2 separate regions of the Homo sapiens genome follow, and region 1 is linked to region 2. The links are chromatin contacts, found by Hi-C in ENCODE. All regions are on one chromosome and are shown on one strand. Each heading gives the region's core, a stretch centred on a gene start or an enhancer-like site at or near the end of the contact. The rest is flanking DNA. Distances are from core to core; before and after follow the strand shown. Region 1 holds the start of THUMPD1 (THUMP domain 1 NAT10 acetyltransferase adaptor). Region 2 holds the start of USP31 (ubiquitin specific peptidase 31).

The links. A loop is a pair of places that touch in the nucleus more often than their neighbours do. Pooled maps may share reads with other maps.
Region 1: a loop to region 2 is called in a map of CD4-positive, alpha-beta T cell, with 16 times the contacts of the local background. The contact joins the promoter of THUMPD1 here to the promoter of USP31 in region 2. A Hi-C loop is called at or near these places in 2 of 168 maps with a recorded cell type or tissue (CD4-positive, alpha-beta T cell and CD8-positive, alpha-beta T cell) and 6 of 50 pooled maps.

The regions. Positions count from the first base shown.
Region 1 is chr16:20,735,610-20,743,282 of GRCh38, forward strand. It overlaps THUMPD1 (THUMP domain 1 NAT10 acetyltransferase adaptor), which reads right to left and starts at 6,209. Exons shown (of 4, transcript NM_017736.5): 1 at 5,900-6,209; 2 at 3,288-3,462; 3 at 2,099-2,347; 4 at 1-1,677. The coding sequence starts at 6,130. The coding sequence ends at 1,271. It also overlaps a transcript of ACSM3 not described here. RefSeq lists enhancers at 5,395-5,484, 5,515-5,654, 5,955-6,004, 6,015-6,284.
Region 2 is chr16:23,145,204-23,151,989 of GRCh38, forward strand. It overlaps USP31 (ubiquitin specific peptidase 31), which reads right to left and starts at 4,249. Exons shown (of 16, transcript NM_020718.4): 1 at 3,435-4,249. The coding sequence starts at 4,067. RefSeq lists silencers at 3,390-3,619, 3,750-3,849, 3,950-3,999, 4,150-4,249 and an enhancer at 4,430-4,649.

The DNA.
Region 1 (7,673 bases), core at 4,959-7,458, 2.4 Mb before region 2:
TGGTTATCAGATATGATGTCACAACATTATATATTGGCCTTTGTTCTGGCAGGCTCCTAGCAATAGAAAAAGTTTTCTTTGAATTTCATCATTTACAAATCTTACAAATGCTACAGCATGACAAATATTAGTGAAACCTGTTGACTCATCATCCTGGATAGAGAAGCTGCTACTTTTCAGTTAATGACACAAAACCTTTTTTGCATCATATGACATATCATCAGTAAATCAACTTATTGAGAATAAAGTCTCTTCAACTTTGTACTGCATCTTGCCCCAGCATTTTAATGTTATTAGATTCTCACCAACCATGCATATTTTCCTTTCCTGAGATAAGTTCTGCTACTAAATAATTTGCTTCTTAAACCTTTTGACTAAAGGTGATTTCTGAACAAAAGCCTTACTGTTTTTGATAGTCCAAAAGCCATTTGAAAATAATGAATATCCTTTCTTGTCAAGTGGCTGTGATTTATTGTTACAATTGCTAGTTTTGTAAGTTGCATGTCACAGACAATGCACAATGGGACAGGAGAGCTTGGACTGAGTCCACATAATACCCTTGAGAAGTAGCTTTCTTTATTAAGACAGAATTTCTTTGTGTCCCTTGTTGCACTAGTATACTGAAGTATACTCAGAAGACTGAAGTTCTTCATCACCAACCTTTTCAGAAATGTCTGTAGTTCTATGCCTAAAATGGTTCTCGTCTCTCTCACATCTTGCCTTCCAAAATTGCGACACTGGACTGTCAGCTATATTACACACAAATGTTAAAAAAAAAAAAAAAAAACAGACATAAACAAGAAAATCACAAAAGTACAAAAACTTCACTAAACAATTCACTTCTAACCTACATGATCCACATTTTTGCAATGTTTACAACAAAGTGGCAGGCAGACAGCTGAGCTGTGGCATGTAAAAACTCCTTCCTTAGAATGAAAACTTCCCTCTGATTTTCTACTTCACAGGTAGTTCACTCCCTTAAGTCAGCTGGCACTGCAGAAGAGGAGCCTGGGAGAGGCCAACATCCCCCTCCTATCCTCCCCTCTTTGCAACAGCAGCACATGGGTCTGCCTCTACGTAATACCATAAAGGCTGAAAGATCCCTAAAAAAACTGTTAACAGGGCTGCGCAATCATTGCTCACTACTGTGAGAACAGCATAATGCAGCACACAAATAAAAAACTGTTTTTAGTCACAATTTAAGGTGGAGCCCCAGCAACATCTCGTAGAGCCCCAGGTGAGAAACCCACCTCCAACACCAAATGACTTCCTATGAGAAGTCATTTTCATTTGACTTGGATCCTTCTGTGGCTTGACTTGCAAGTTCAGGTTTGGCTCCTCCCTCATTTACCACCTGTGGATTAGACGTTGGTTTTGTCTGCCCCAGCTCCTCAGTATTCTCTGGTACCTGCTGGTTATTTTTTCCTTCTGCTGTGTTGTTTTGGTCTGATTTGTCCGCAGATTCCAGTTTAGCTTCTTTCCCATTTCCCTGCTTTGAGTTAAGCTGTGACGGATCCTTAGGGCTCTTCACCACCTCCTGGAGATTGTATTTTCTAAACAACATGTAATCTTTCACAACACTCAGGCAACAGACAGCTTTGATGATTTCTACTACCACTGTGTACTGTGGATTGGTGAGATCCACTTTATTTTCTGAATTGAGGGTGCACACTATTCCTGTAACAAAAACAGAAAAACACATAGCTGAGGAGGATACCATTACATCTGATAGATACAAAAAATCTTTTGTCTCTGTTTCTTGTTAAAACAAGACATACAGTAATCCACTCTTCTATGTGGACTTCAAATAATCTGAACCCTTACAATAAATAAACACAAATGAAACCCTACAACATTTAATAAGAATTTTTTTCCAAACAAAATTCAATTTCGAGTTAAAAAAGACTTTTATCTAACTACCAGAAAATCTCATATCCGACATATTGAAATCAGTTGATTTAATACTATTTTAAGAACATTTTAATATATTTGTTCTACACTCAAAAATGTAAGCCTTAAATCTTTAAAAAGAAAAAAATCCTTAAAAAACAAGTATTTACCATTGAATGCCTATGGAAAATCACTAAGAGAAACATACCTGCCAATTCTCTGATAACTTCTTCTCTATTCACATGACTGTTATTTCGAGATTTGTACACAATCTGAAATGTCCCTTTGTTTGGAGCTTTAAACCAGGGTTCCAAAAATGTTTCTGCATATTTTTTCATATCTTCTAAAAAAGCCTTGCATGTGCCTGAGATGGGTAACATTCGCAAAATAACTCGAGTCTTCTTTTTCTTGGTTTTGTACATATCCTGGAGAATATGATGCACCAATTTCTCAGGCTCTTAAGAAAAAAAAAAAGTTAAGAAGATAATTTCTCAGACATCTTAAAGATCGAACTCTAAAATGAATTTTCACTGGCAATGACATAAGTTGACAGAAGAAATTCTCATAATGAATTTTAAATGAATCTACCTAGTCATTCTTTCCAAACAGTATTTCTTCAGTGCCTAATACGTACTATAATGTATCTAATATATTTTAACTTTTCATCATTATTACTGCTTGCACTAGAAATGACTGTTTAGGTAGACACCGTTGTTAACATTTTTGTGATGTCCTGAGTTATCCAACCGTAACACCATGCTGTTGTTTTCCTGTAACAACAGAGTACATTAAACAGTACACACTTTTTTACAAAAAAAAAAAAAAAAAATTCTGTGAGTCACTTTAAAAGATGTAATTAATCCATTAGCTAAGTTAGCACACAAGTCTAAATCTCAGACCCAAGAGGAATCCCAGAACCATGCTGGGCACAACATCATGAAAGGGAGGTCCTCAGGCTGCAACTTGCCTACATACAAGTATATTTGGGGCTGCTCCGAAAATTTGTAAATTAGTTGACCACACTGAAAAACAAAAAAACTCCAGATTTCAAACTTCTTTTGAGAAATTCAAATACCTGGCCCTGCATTCCCAAAGAGCAACAACTGGCTGGAGCTGAGTAGCAGCTGCCCCTTATTTACACAGAACTGGCACTCTAGTTCTGCCTTAAGTTATATACGAAGGAAGCAGCAAAGCCAGGTTTCCACTCATAAGCCAATGCTACGTCCACCACCCCATTCTACCTCTCCACAGGCCAACTGCTAATACAGTGTACAGAAGCTGCCATCAAATGATTAACTGAGTCATGCCCAAGAAGCCATTTTGTAAGCAGTATTCCCTGAGACAGGAAGATACCCAGATGTTATGAGATCGATAATCTTAGCAAGTATTTGTCACACCTATCCCAAGTGTCCTGATGAAGACAACGTTATTTGCTCCACTTTCCACTGACTGGAATCTTCTTAACCTCATCTCTGTAGATGCCTTAATGTCACCAACTTCTTTCTTCAAGGCAGCCTCCGCATCATCATCCTCTCCCTCACTTCCAGAGGGCTGCTGATCCTTGTCTGTAAACTGTTTGCATAAAACTAATGAGCAGAAATGACACAACAGCTCACATTTAAACACTATAAGTAATTATTTATGTGAAGTCCCTGGCGGCAGGTGGCTCAGTATTGATTTTTTTTTTTTTTCTAAAGATGGAGTCTCGCTTTGCCTCCCAGGCTGGAGTGCAGTGGTGCGATCTTGACTTGCTGCAACCTCCGCCTCCTGGGTTCAACCAATTTTCCTGCCTCAGCCTCCCAAGTAGCTGTGATTACAGGCGCATGCCACTACACACAGCTAATTTTTGTATTTTTAGTAGAGATGGGGTTTCGCCATGTTGGTCAGGCTGGTCTTAAACTCCTCAGGTGATCCACTCGCCTCAGCCTCCCAAAGTGCTGGGATTACAGGTGTGAGCTACCATGCCCAGCTGACTCAGTATTGATAATAAAGCTTTTTTTACGAAGCTGGGACACCACACCCTTCAAAACGTGGAGCAAGGCCGGAAGTGGTGGCTCATGCCCATAATCCCAGCACTCTGGGAGGCAGAGGCAAGCAGATCACCTGAGGTCAGAAGTTCGAGACCAGCCTAGCCAACATGGTGAAACCTTGTCTCTACTAAAAATACAAAAATTAGCCCGATGTGGTGGCAGACGCCTGTAATCCCAGCTACTCAGGAGGCTGAGGCAGGAGAATCGCTTGAACCCAGAAGGCAGATATTGCAGTGAGCTGAGATTGCACCACTGCACTCCAGCCTGGGTGACAGAGCAAGACTCTGTCTCAAAAAAATTAAAAAAAAAAAAAAAATGTGGAGGAAGAGGGAATTCCCGCAGACTATAGAATGTAAAATTTGAAAATGTTTTCAAAAGCATCCTGACAGTTTGAGGCAGAGAGAAACGTGCTGACCAGATCAATCATTTTAGGGTGGACCTTAACACGTTGACCAGGTATCTGTGTGCCTCACACGACACTGTCCTTTTGGTGAGATTAGACCAAATACCTGTGGAATTAAAAACCCTTACTCTTGTTCTATTAAGGAACAAGGCACAGAAATACATTGTTCAATAATTTTGGCCAAGCATGGTGGCTCATGCCTGTAATCCCAGTACTTTAGGGGGCAGAGGTGGGCGGATCCCTTGAGCCTAGGAATTTGACACCAGCCTGGACAACATGGCCTGAGAACCCGTCTCTACAAAAAATACAAAAAATTAGTCGGGCATGGTGGCACATGCCTGCAGTCCCTGCTACTCGGGGACTGAGGCAGGAGGACTGCTTCAGCCCCGGAGGTGGAAGTTGCAGTGAGCAAGAGCATGCCACTGTACTCCAACCTCCACCTTGGGTGACAGAGCAAGACCGCTTCCAAAAAAAGAATTTGCTTAAAGTACAGGAGTAGACAGGATATGTGCTTGTTGCCCAGCTCTCTGCCCCCTAGTGCCCAACGAAATTGCCAGTCAGGCACAATAATAATTGTATACATTTACAGAAACTTTATTACATACCAGTATGTATTTTATGTACATAAGCAACTCACTAGCCAGTCTTAAAGTATTCTCTTTTTTATCTAGCTCAGCAGCATCAAATAATGTGCCCATGTCCGAGTCCCCAAGCTAGTAGAGGATGAGCCGTGAATTTAAATTCCCTCTGTATTACCCTTCTTCATTTAATCCCTCAGTGTGCGTGTGTGTATTGGTCCAGATTCTAAGCCAGTAATATGATTTCCAAACACTAAGACTTTAGGTGATATTGGTAAAAGTTTTTACGTTCTAAAATGTATTTTAAGTGCAGTAACTAGCATTAGTAGTAAACCTATTATTTCAGAAATATTATTGCTTCAGGTAAACACATTATTACTCCAACTTCACGAGGCTGTCATGAAAAATGTGTTTCTGAAAGAGCTTCAGCACACCGCCTGGCCCTCAATGAGCAATCCTTAAGTGGGAGGTAGGCCGGGCTCAGTGGCTCGCGCCTGTAATCTCAGCACCTTGAGAGGCAGAGACGGGAGGATCGCTTGAGTGTAGGGTTTAGGACTACCCTGGGCCAAACAGTGAGACCCCTTATCTACAATTTACAAAACTTAGCCGAGAGTGGTGGCGCGCACTCATAGTCCCAGCTACTCTGGAGGCTGAGACAGGAGAAGTCGAGGCTTCCCTGAGCTATCATCACGCCACTGCACTCCAGCCTCGGCAACAGAGCGAGACCCTGTCTCACAAAAATAAAAATAAAAGTAATGGGAGCTACCGTGGTTACTGATGGCAAGAAAAGGTGCAAGCACTTCAAGCACAAAACCGATAGCACCGAAGTCTGCGAGCGTCTCAGGACTAGGGACGGAAACGCCGGCGAGGCCACGCCCCTACAGCCGTCACGCCGACGACCCGAGGCGCGCATGCCCATACCAGCAGCCATCCCTCCACCCTTCCCTCCTCCCGCAAGGCCTGGCAGCCGGCCCGCCCGCCCACCCCGGGACCGGTACCTTTTCTGGCCCATACATGTCGTCGCCGTATTCGTTGAGGAGGCTGTAGGCCTCCTCCACGCACTTGCGCTCGTTCATATTGCAGGTGATGAGGATGCCCTGTAGCCCGGGCTCTAGCTGACGGGGCCCGCCAGCGTCGCAGCGCCGAGCGCGCTTGGCCAGCACATACTGAGCCTTGCCTTTGCGCTTCCCGCCGCCAGGCTGAGTAGTCTGCTGGGCAGGGGCCGCCATGGTGTGCGCAAACTGAGAGGAAAGAGAAACGTTTCTCCGCTGCTGTTGGCGTCCTCGTCTATCGCCGGCGCGAACTGGTGACGTCGGATATGAGCGACGGCCTCCCCTAGCCGGCCTCGAAGCCTCATTCCGTGCTGCGCCAGGTCCTAAGGCCGGTCTGCAATCGTGAAAGGGGTGGAGTGATACCCGCCCAAGCCCCGCCTCCTGCCCCGCCTCCCGACTGCAACCTGAATCCAGTAGAGGCAGCATAGCAGCCATTCTGGAAGTGGTGTCGGTGGCTCCTCAAGCCCTTGAAGCTGGCTCCAGCCATATAGCTTCTTCCACCCAACCTTGGTACCTGTTCCTCCAGCCTTCCCTATAATTCTGCCAGCTACTGTGGAGGAAAAGTTAAATATTAAATTTGAACTCAATTGAACGTGGACACAATGGTCAAGTCCCGTAACAGGTTGCATGAGCCCCTTGAGGCATTCATTCATCCAGCACTGTTACAGATAACTCTGTACCTGTACTTGAGTTATTGAAAAACAGACAATCACAGAAACAAGTTGACCTTTATGTGTTCCTTGAGCCCAGTCGAGAAGGGCCCTCGTGACTGGGCCTCATGCCAATCAACGCATTACAAAAAGAGCCAGGGTCGGCCGGGCACGGTGGCTCACGCCTGTAATCCCAGCACTTTGGGAGGCCAAGGCAGGCAGATCACGAGGTCAGGAGATGGAGACCATCCTGACCAACATCTCTACTAAAATGCAAAAAATTAGCCAGGCGTGGTGGCGCGCACCTGTAGTCCCAACTACTCGGGAGGCTGAGGCAGGGGAATCACTCGAACTCGGGAAGCGGCGGTTGCAGTAAGCCGAGATCGTGCCATTGCACTCCAGCCTGGCAACAAAGCGAGGCTCTGTCTCAAAAAAAAAAAAAAAATGAGCCAGGGTCCCAGGCCACACGGAAGCTTCTTGAGACCCCTCCTCCTCTGTGCACGGACAAGTGGCTGACTCTGGAGCCCAGGCTGTTGCTTCCCGGTCTGGTGATGAATCCAACATAGTCTGGTGCGTGTAAATATATATATATATATATATATTTTTTTTTTTTCCCTTCTCCCCTTCCCATTGCAATTTGCTTACTATATCATTTGCTTATTATATCTGCATTGCCATTTACGTGGGATAAAGGTTGTTTACCCCCAAAGGTATTGTATGTTTGTCTATTTTTTTTTTTTTTTTTTGAGATGGAGTCTCGCTCTGTCGCCCAGGCTGGAGTGCAGTGGTGCGATCTGGGCTCACTGCAAGCTCCGCCTCCCAGGTTCACCCCATTCTCCTGCCTCCCTCCCGAGTAGCTGGGACTACAGGCGCCCGCCACCACGCCCGGCTAATATTTTTTATTTTTAGTAGAGACGGGGTTTTACCGTGTCAGTCAGGATGGTCTCAATCTCCTGACCTCGTGATCCACCCGCCTCGGCCTCCCAAAGTGCTGAGATTACAGGCGTGAGCCACCGCGCCTGGCCGTATTTTGTCTTGTTTTTTCCCCTCGCGCATTTCCCACATAGAAC
Region 2 (6,786 bases), core at 2,999-5,498:
GCCTGCTATACACAGGATGGTCCTTGAGCCAAAAGCACTGGCATCACCAGGGAGCTTGTTAGAAATGCAGAATCTTGGGCACCGCTCCAGCTCTACCGAATCTCAATTTCCTTTGTAGCAAGATCCCCAGGTGAATTATGTGCACACTGACGCATGAGAAGCGCTGTCTCAGGGAACTTCCTAGATCCTACTCGACTCAGCTCTTCATAGCTCCCTGGGAGGTAAACCCCTCCTTTACTCATCTCCTCTGTGAAGACAGGAAAACCCAAATGCCCACCCTCCAGCCTCCGTGACAGCCAATTGACATGGTTATAGCCAATGAAATATCAGCAGAAGCCTGCTGAGGGGGCTTCTGGAAGAATTTTTATTTCCCTAATGACTTCCTGCCGTCCTGGGTAGAATGCCAGGTGCAGTGGCTGCCATCACTGGACAACCATGAGGTGACAAACCTAAGAACAAAAAGCCAATGATAGCTAAAAAGACAACAGGTGGAAATACAGAAATGGTCTGAATCCTTGTTGGGCCCAACGAGCCACTGAACCATAGAACCATCCACCTCCGGAATCACTGTGTGTGCCAATTGCCAATTGCAACGTTTTCATTGCTTAAGGCACTATCATTAGGGATTTTCCTTTCTTGGGCTGAAGGCATTCCTAACTGATTAAGTAAGCCTTCAATAAATGGGAGGTGAATGAATGAATGTAGAGTGAAACCTACTAAAGGTTCAGGAGATTACTTTTAAAAAGCCAGGCCTCTAAGAATCTGTTCATGTCTGCCAAAGCATGCCTATAAATCAGTCTCTGTACTTCTAGAATTATTGACCCATTTCTGTTCACAGCTTAATGGATAAAAAAGTGAACACAAACTCATAAAAAGCAATGGAAATGTTCACATACAAAGATGCTGTAGAAACTGATTTTCACATTTTGGAAAAGAGGAGAAAACCAAACTTAAATACTAGGCTCTGACCTCGAAAAGTTTACAAATGCTGTGGCTACTTACAGGCAATTGTAAGCAAAGAGGGGCAGTGTGGGGTGGGGGGCGGGGGGTGGACCTACAGTAGTCAGTTCTCCTGATCATTCTCCCTTTCTAATTTTGAGATCTCAGCTGGGCACGGTGGCTCACGCCTGTAATCTCAGCACTTGGGGAGGCCGAGGCAGGTGGATCAAAAATTAACTGGGCATGTAGCGGGCGCCTGTAGTCCCAGCTACCTGGGAGGCTGAGACAGGAGAATTGCTTGATTGAACACAGGAGGCAGAGGTTGCAGTGGGCCGAGATCAGGCCACTGCCCTCCAGCCTGGGCGACAGAGTGAGACTCCATCTCAAAAATAATAATAATAATAATAATTTTGAGATCACTGACATAGATCTTTTTTTCCAGTCCCTATCTCAGTCAAGTACTTCCATTCAAATTGCCAAGATCAAACAGCAACGATTTTTTTCCAAGAAAAACAGCATTGAGCAGCATAAGATGTAAGTAAAAAGTATTAAACGGGGAGAGATGCACACTGGCCATGTAGTTCGTCAGCAAGAAAGCAGGACCTTAACAAAGCAGATCCTCAGCTAGATGACCTTTTCATATTTTAACAAAATCATCTCCTTTTACTTAAATGTTGTTATAAAGAAGCTTTATAGCACCAATGGGAAACCAGTACCTTTTGCCATGAATTGAAGACAAATGGAAACCCAATAAAAACATAACCTTATTAAATTCTAGCTACTGTTACCTGCCAATGCTTCTAGACTTGAAGCTTGTTCTGTTTAAAAAAAAAAAAAAAAATGGGTGGGGGGTGAACAAGAGGTATTAAAAACAGGCTAACATCAAGCTGAGACTTCGTCCTGGGCAAGATTAGGATAGGAAAAAAAAAAAGGAATTAACCTTCTCCCTGTGTGACTTCACGCTGTTTTTGTTTTGTTTTGTTTTTACAGATAGAGTTTCCTGTTGCCCAGGCTGGAGTGCAATGGCACGATCTCGGCTCACTGCAACGTCCGCCTCCCAGGTTCAAGCAATTCTCCTGCCTCAGCCTCCTGAGTAGCCAGGATAACAGGCATGAACCACCACGCCCGTCTAATTTTGTATTTTTAGTAGAGATGGGGTTTCTCCATGTTGGTCAGGCTGGTCTCGAACCCCCGGACCTCAGGTGATCCACCCGCCTTGGCCTCCCAAAGTGCTAGGATTACAGGCATGAGCCACTGCGCCCCGCCCGATTCCATGCTGTTTAATACCATATTCATGTCCCACCTGAAAGTATCCCTTACACAATCTCACATCATGTTCCCCTTCTGCTTAGAGTAACCGCCCAATTTCTTAGTGCATCCTAAATGGTCCCATACCATCCGGTCCCAGCCCACCACTCGGCTCTCAAATCTCACCCTCTCACTACACTTGCAGCCCCACCAGCAAACAGCAAAGGAGGGCTTGGCCAAGGGCCATACATACCCCCAGGGATGTATAGCTCACCCCTGTAATCCCAGCACTTTGGGAGGCCAAAGCGGGGAGAGTGGCTTGAGGACAAGAGTTCAAGACCAGTCTGGGCAACACAGCAAAACCCCCGTCTCTACAAAAGTGTTTTAAAAATAAAAAATAGGTAGGTATGGTGGTGTGTGTCTGTAGTCCCAGCTATTAAATACTCTGGAAGGTGAGGCGGGAGGATTGCTTGAGCCCAGGAGTTTGAGGCTATGTGAGCACTGCACTCCAGCCTGGGCAACAGAGCAAGACCCTGTCTCTAAAAATAAAATAAAAATAAAAAGTAGCCTGTCAGCACATCAATCACAGCAGCAGGTTTTTCTTTCTTCAAACCACTATCTGATATTATCTCGTTAACTTCTTCAAGTCTTTAATAACAAAAATAATAGCAGCAAATACACATGATATGGAAGTATTTTACTTATCAGGTTGAACCCTATAAAAGTGCCAATCTGTAAATAAAAAACGGTTAAATATGGGTAATTCCACAGTGTTCGATTTAATATATTAACTTGTTTGCAGCTCACAACCACCTTACAAAGTAGGTCCCCCAGATGAAGAAACTGTAAGAACAGAGAGGCTGCTTAACTTACCCGACGTCACATTGCTAGTAAGTGGCAGAACCAGGATTTGAACCCATGCTCAACACTCCCACCCCACAAAAATGCAAGTTCCATGAAGGCGGATAGTCTTGTTCATTGCAACGTCACTCCCATTGCCTATTATCACAGAGTATGGGCACGTATGTAGTAAGTTCTCAATAAATACATGTTTGAGTGAGTGAGTGAGTGAATAAATGAATGAATGAATGAATCTCCTTAAAATCACTGGTCGACTGCCCAGACCACTCGGAGCAACCAATGCAGAAGCCTGCCGGGCCAAGAGGAACCGAGGGAAGGAAGACCTGGGCGGGCAGGTGCCCCAGGGGCTCGGGGTGCAGTGGGGGCGCGGCGGCGCGCGGGCTCACCTTGAAGTCGCGGCTGTGCTGCGGGGTGTACTCCAGGGTCCAGAGGGCCCGCACCAGGTGCGCCAGCTGCTCAGTGACCTCGCCCTGGCCCTGCGCGCCGCGGCCCGCAGGCTGCTCCGGGTCAGGCGAGGGCTCGGGCCGCCCCGCCCGGTACTGGCCCAGCGCCAGGTACTCGGCGAAGAGCTCGGTGTTGCTGAGGCACTGCAGCGTGGCGTTCATGAAGCACGTGTTGCCGTGGTTGCGGAGCCCCGCCACGCCGGGCACCGGCTCGGCGGCGCAAGCGGGCGGCGCGGGAGAGGCGGGCGGCGGCGGGCACGGCGGCGGCGTGGGCGCGGCGGCCGGCCCGGGCGGGAAGCAGCTGCGGAGGCCGCCGCGGTCTGGGGCGGCGCCCTCAGAGCTAAGGTGCGAGAGCGTGGACAGCGTCTTGAGAACGCGGCTCATGAAGCTGCCCACCGAGCGTGCAGAGGAGGGCGAGGAGGGCGAGGAAGGCGCGGCCGGCCCGGACGCCCCGGGGCCCCCCGCGCCGCCGCCGCCAGCGCGGCCGCTCCGAAACAGCCGCTTGCTGAAGGAGCGCTTCTCCTTCCCGCTCGCCGCCGCCGGCGGCCCGGACCCAGGCGCCGTTACCTTGGACATGGCGGCGGCCGCAGACACTCATCACCGCGCCCGCCCGCCCGGCCCGCGGCCCCGCCACGGCCGCCGCCGCATCCCGCAGCGCCGCGCCTCACCGGGCCCGGGGGCTCGACGCCCCACACACCTCAAAGCGCAGCCGAGCCAGCGAGCGAGCGGCGGCCGGCGGGGCCAGCGGGCGCGCGCGCGGTCCGCCCAGCTGAGCCGCTCACGTGACGTGCCTCCCGGCGCCGCCCGCCCGGCGCTGAAGCCGCCTCGGCCGCCATGTTCACTGTGGGACGGTAGCTGCCTCTCCAGCCGGACGCGATGCCTGGAGGCTGCGGGCGCGGTCCTGCTGCGTGAAGCCCGAGGGAGGCCATGTCTAGTGTGGGCGCCGTCCCGGCTTGGAGGAAAAGGCTGGGCTCCCGTTGGATGGTGGATCCCCGGGGTGGGTCTCTGTCTTTGCTGGTCAGATGGCAGAGGCGGGAACGTGCAGGAATCAGGATGCTGTCAGTTACCAGACCGTGCAAGAGCTGGTGGACATGGCCCTGACAGGTCCTGGGCAAGTCAGCCCTGTCTGGCTCCCAAGGGACGTTGCAGATACCTACCCTCTGGGTGCCAGCGGAGCGCAGTCACAGACCCTGGCACGTCCCAGCGGGCTTTTCTTCCTGGCTGCACCTTGGAGTCCCAGCGAAACGCTGTTATCATAACTACTTTCCTTTTCATTCCAGCCTTTAAAACTCCTCCGGGCTCTCCCATCATTCATCATTCCATTCATTCATTCACTCACTCATTCATTCAGCAGTTACTGGGGATATTGCAAAGAATTAAACCTATTAAATTAGAATCAAATGTCATATCCCCAGCGGATTAAATTAGCACGGTTTCTACCTGCCCTCTTGCAGCTTACATTCCTACTGGGTGTTTACAATAGCTGTTGTGTTCCACACATTATGCCAAGCATGCAATATTTTCTTTAATCTTTAATTCACCGTCTTTGAGATTGGTACAGTTCTTATCTGATTCAAACCCAAGTTTTATTTACAACCCCTATACTTGACCTCTAAACCAAAGGTCACGAATCCACAAATATCACAGGTCACAAACCCACAAATGAGTGAAGAATCCTGGTGTTTGAATCATCATATTGACTTTCAAGTGACTTGGGTCTCAGTGTTGGGGGAAATATAAGGAATGATGGGGACTATAGCAGACTTCAAATTAACATCTTTCTAAAGAGGTGGCTGCCACTCAGCTCCAGCCAGTTGTTCCCATGTGAGAACAGGAGCTCAGCGTTACCAGATCATCTGATGTTTTAAGAGAAGGCAGAAATCCTATTTTTAAACGTTGGTTCCATTAAAAAAAAAATAGTGCAGGGAGCAAAAAATAGTACATCTTTGGGATGCCTTTAGTCCAAAATCAACTAGTATATGACCTCCTCTCTATAGGCTCCCCTCTGCTAAAAGGGCTAGTCTGAGTCCTGAGGCAGAAGAGAGAAATCAGAGAAGGGAGAGCCCTTCCTCCTTTTTAAAACATGAAGGCCACCTTACACCACGTTTCAAAGTAAATGGTTTTTACCTTTGACCTCCCTCCCCAATGTAAGTAGGGCTCTATGATGACATCTCCAGGGTGCTCTGCACTGTCCCTAATCGGCTCCACTCTCCTCTTAGTCAAAATTCTTATCTGGACACCAGGAAGAAAGCCATCTGATTATTCACACTAAAATGTGAATGCAATGGCCCTCAACTTCTGGGCAGTTTGATCTAGACTCGAGGGCCTTTGCTGGAGCCGTTCCCTCTCCCTTGAACCTTTCCTTAGCTAACTTAGAACCTTTCTACTTAGCTAACTTCCCCTCATCCTTAAAGTCCCACCTTAGATATCACCCCCTCCAGGAGATGTCCCTTCCACAGGCCCTCTTGGCACCTCTCATTCATGACACTGACTTGACCATATTGCAATTCAGTTTACAATCATCACCTTCACTAATATGTGGGCTTCAACCCAGTAGAGACCCATCTTACTCATTATTCGGTACCCAGTAAGGTAGCCATTATATAACAGGTTGATTATTTGGCAACTTTATACCTAAACAATGTCGTGTGTGTGTGTGTGTGTGTGTGTGTGTGTGTGTGTGTGTATGTGTGTGTGATGGAGTCTCACTCTAACAACCAGGCTGGAGTGCAGTGGCGGGATCTCAGCTCACCTGCAACCCCCATCTCCTGGGTTCAAGCAATTCTCCTGCCTCAGACTCCTGAGTAGCTGGGATTACAGGCACTTGCCAGCACACCTGGCTAATTTTTGTTTTTTGTTTTTTGTTTTGTTTTGTTTTGTGAGCAGCAGCAAGATTTATTGTGAAGAGCAAAAGAATAAAGCTTCCACAGCGTAGAAGGGGACCCGAGCGTGTTGCCCTAATTTTTGTATTTTTAGTAGAGACGGGGTTTCACCATGTTGGCCAGGCTGGTCTCGAACTCCTGACCTCAAGTGATCCACCTGTCTCAGCCTCCCGAAGTGCTGGGATTACAGGCATGAGGCACCGCGCCCGGCCTCTAAACAATATCTGAACTTCTTGGTGGGATACCTAAGAACTGCCTTCCCAGTCTGGGCCCCTCTCACTAAGCTTACAGGTCTTATAGGTCTCCACTGAGCCTCAAAGTTTGACACAGGCTTGAAAAAATTCCTCATTGGAATGTTCAGATGATCATTCTTAAAGACTCACCTTGAACATTCTGTAGTGAATCTTTCATTG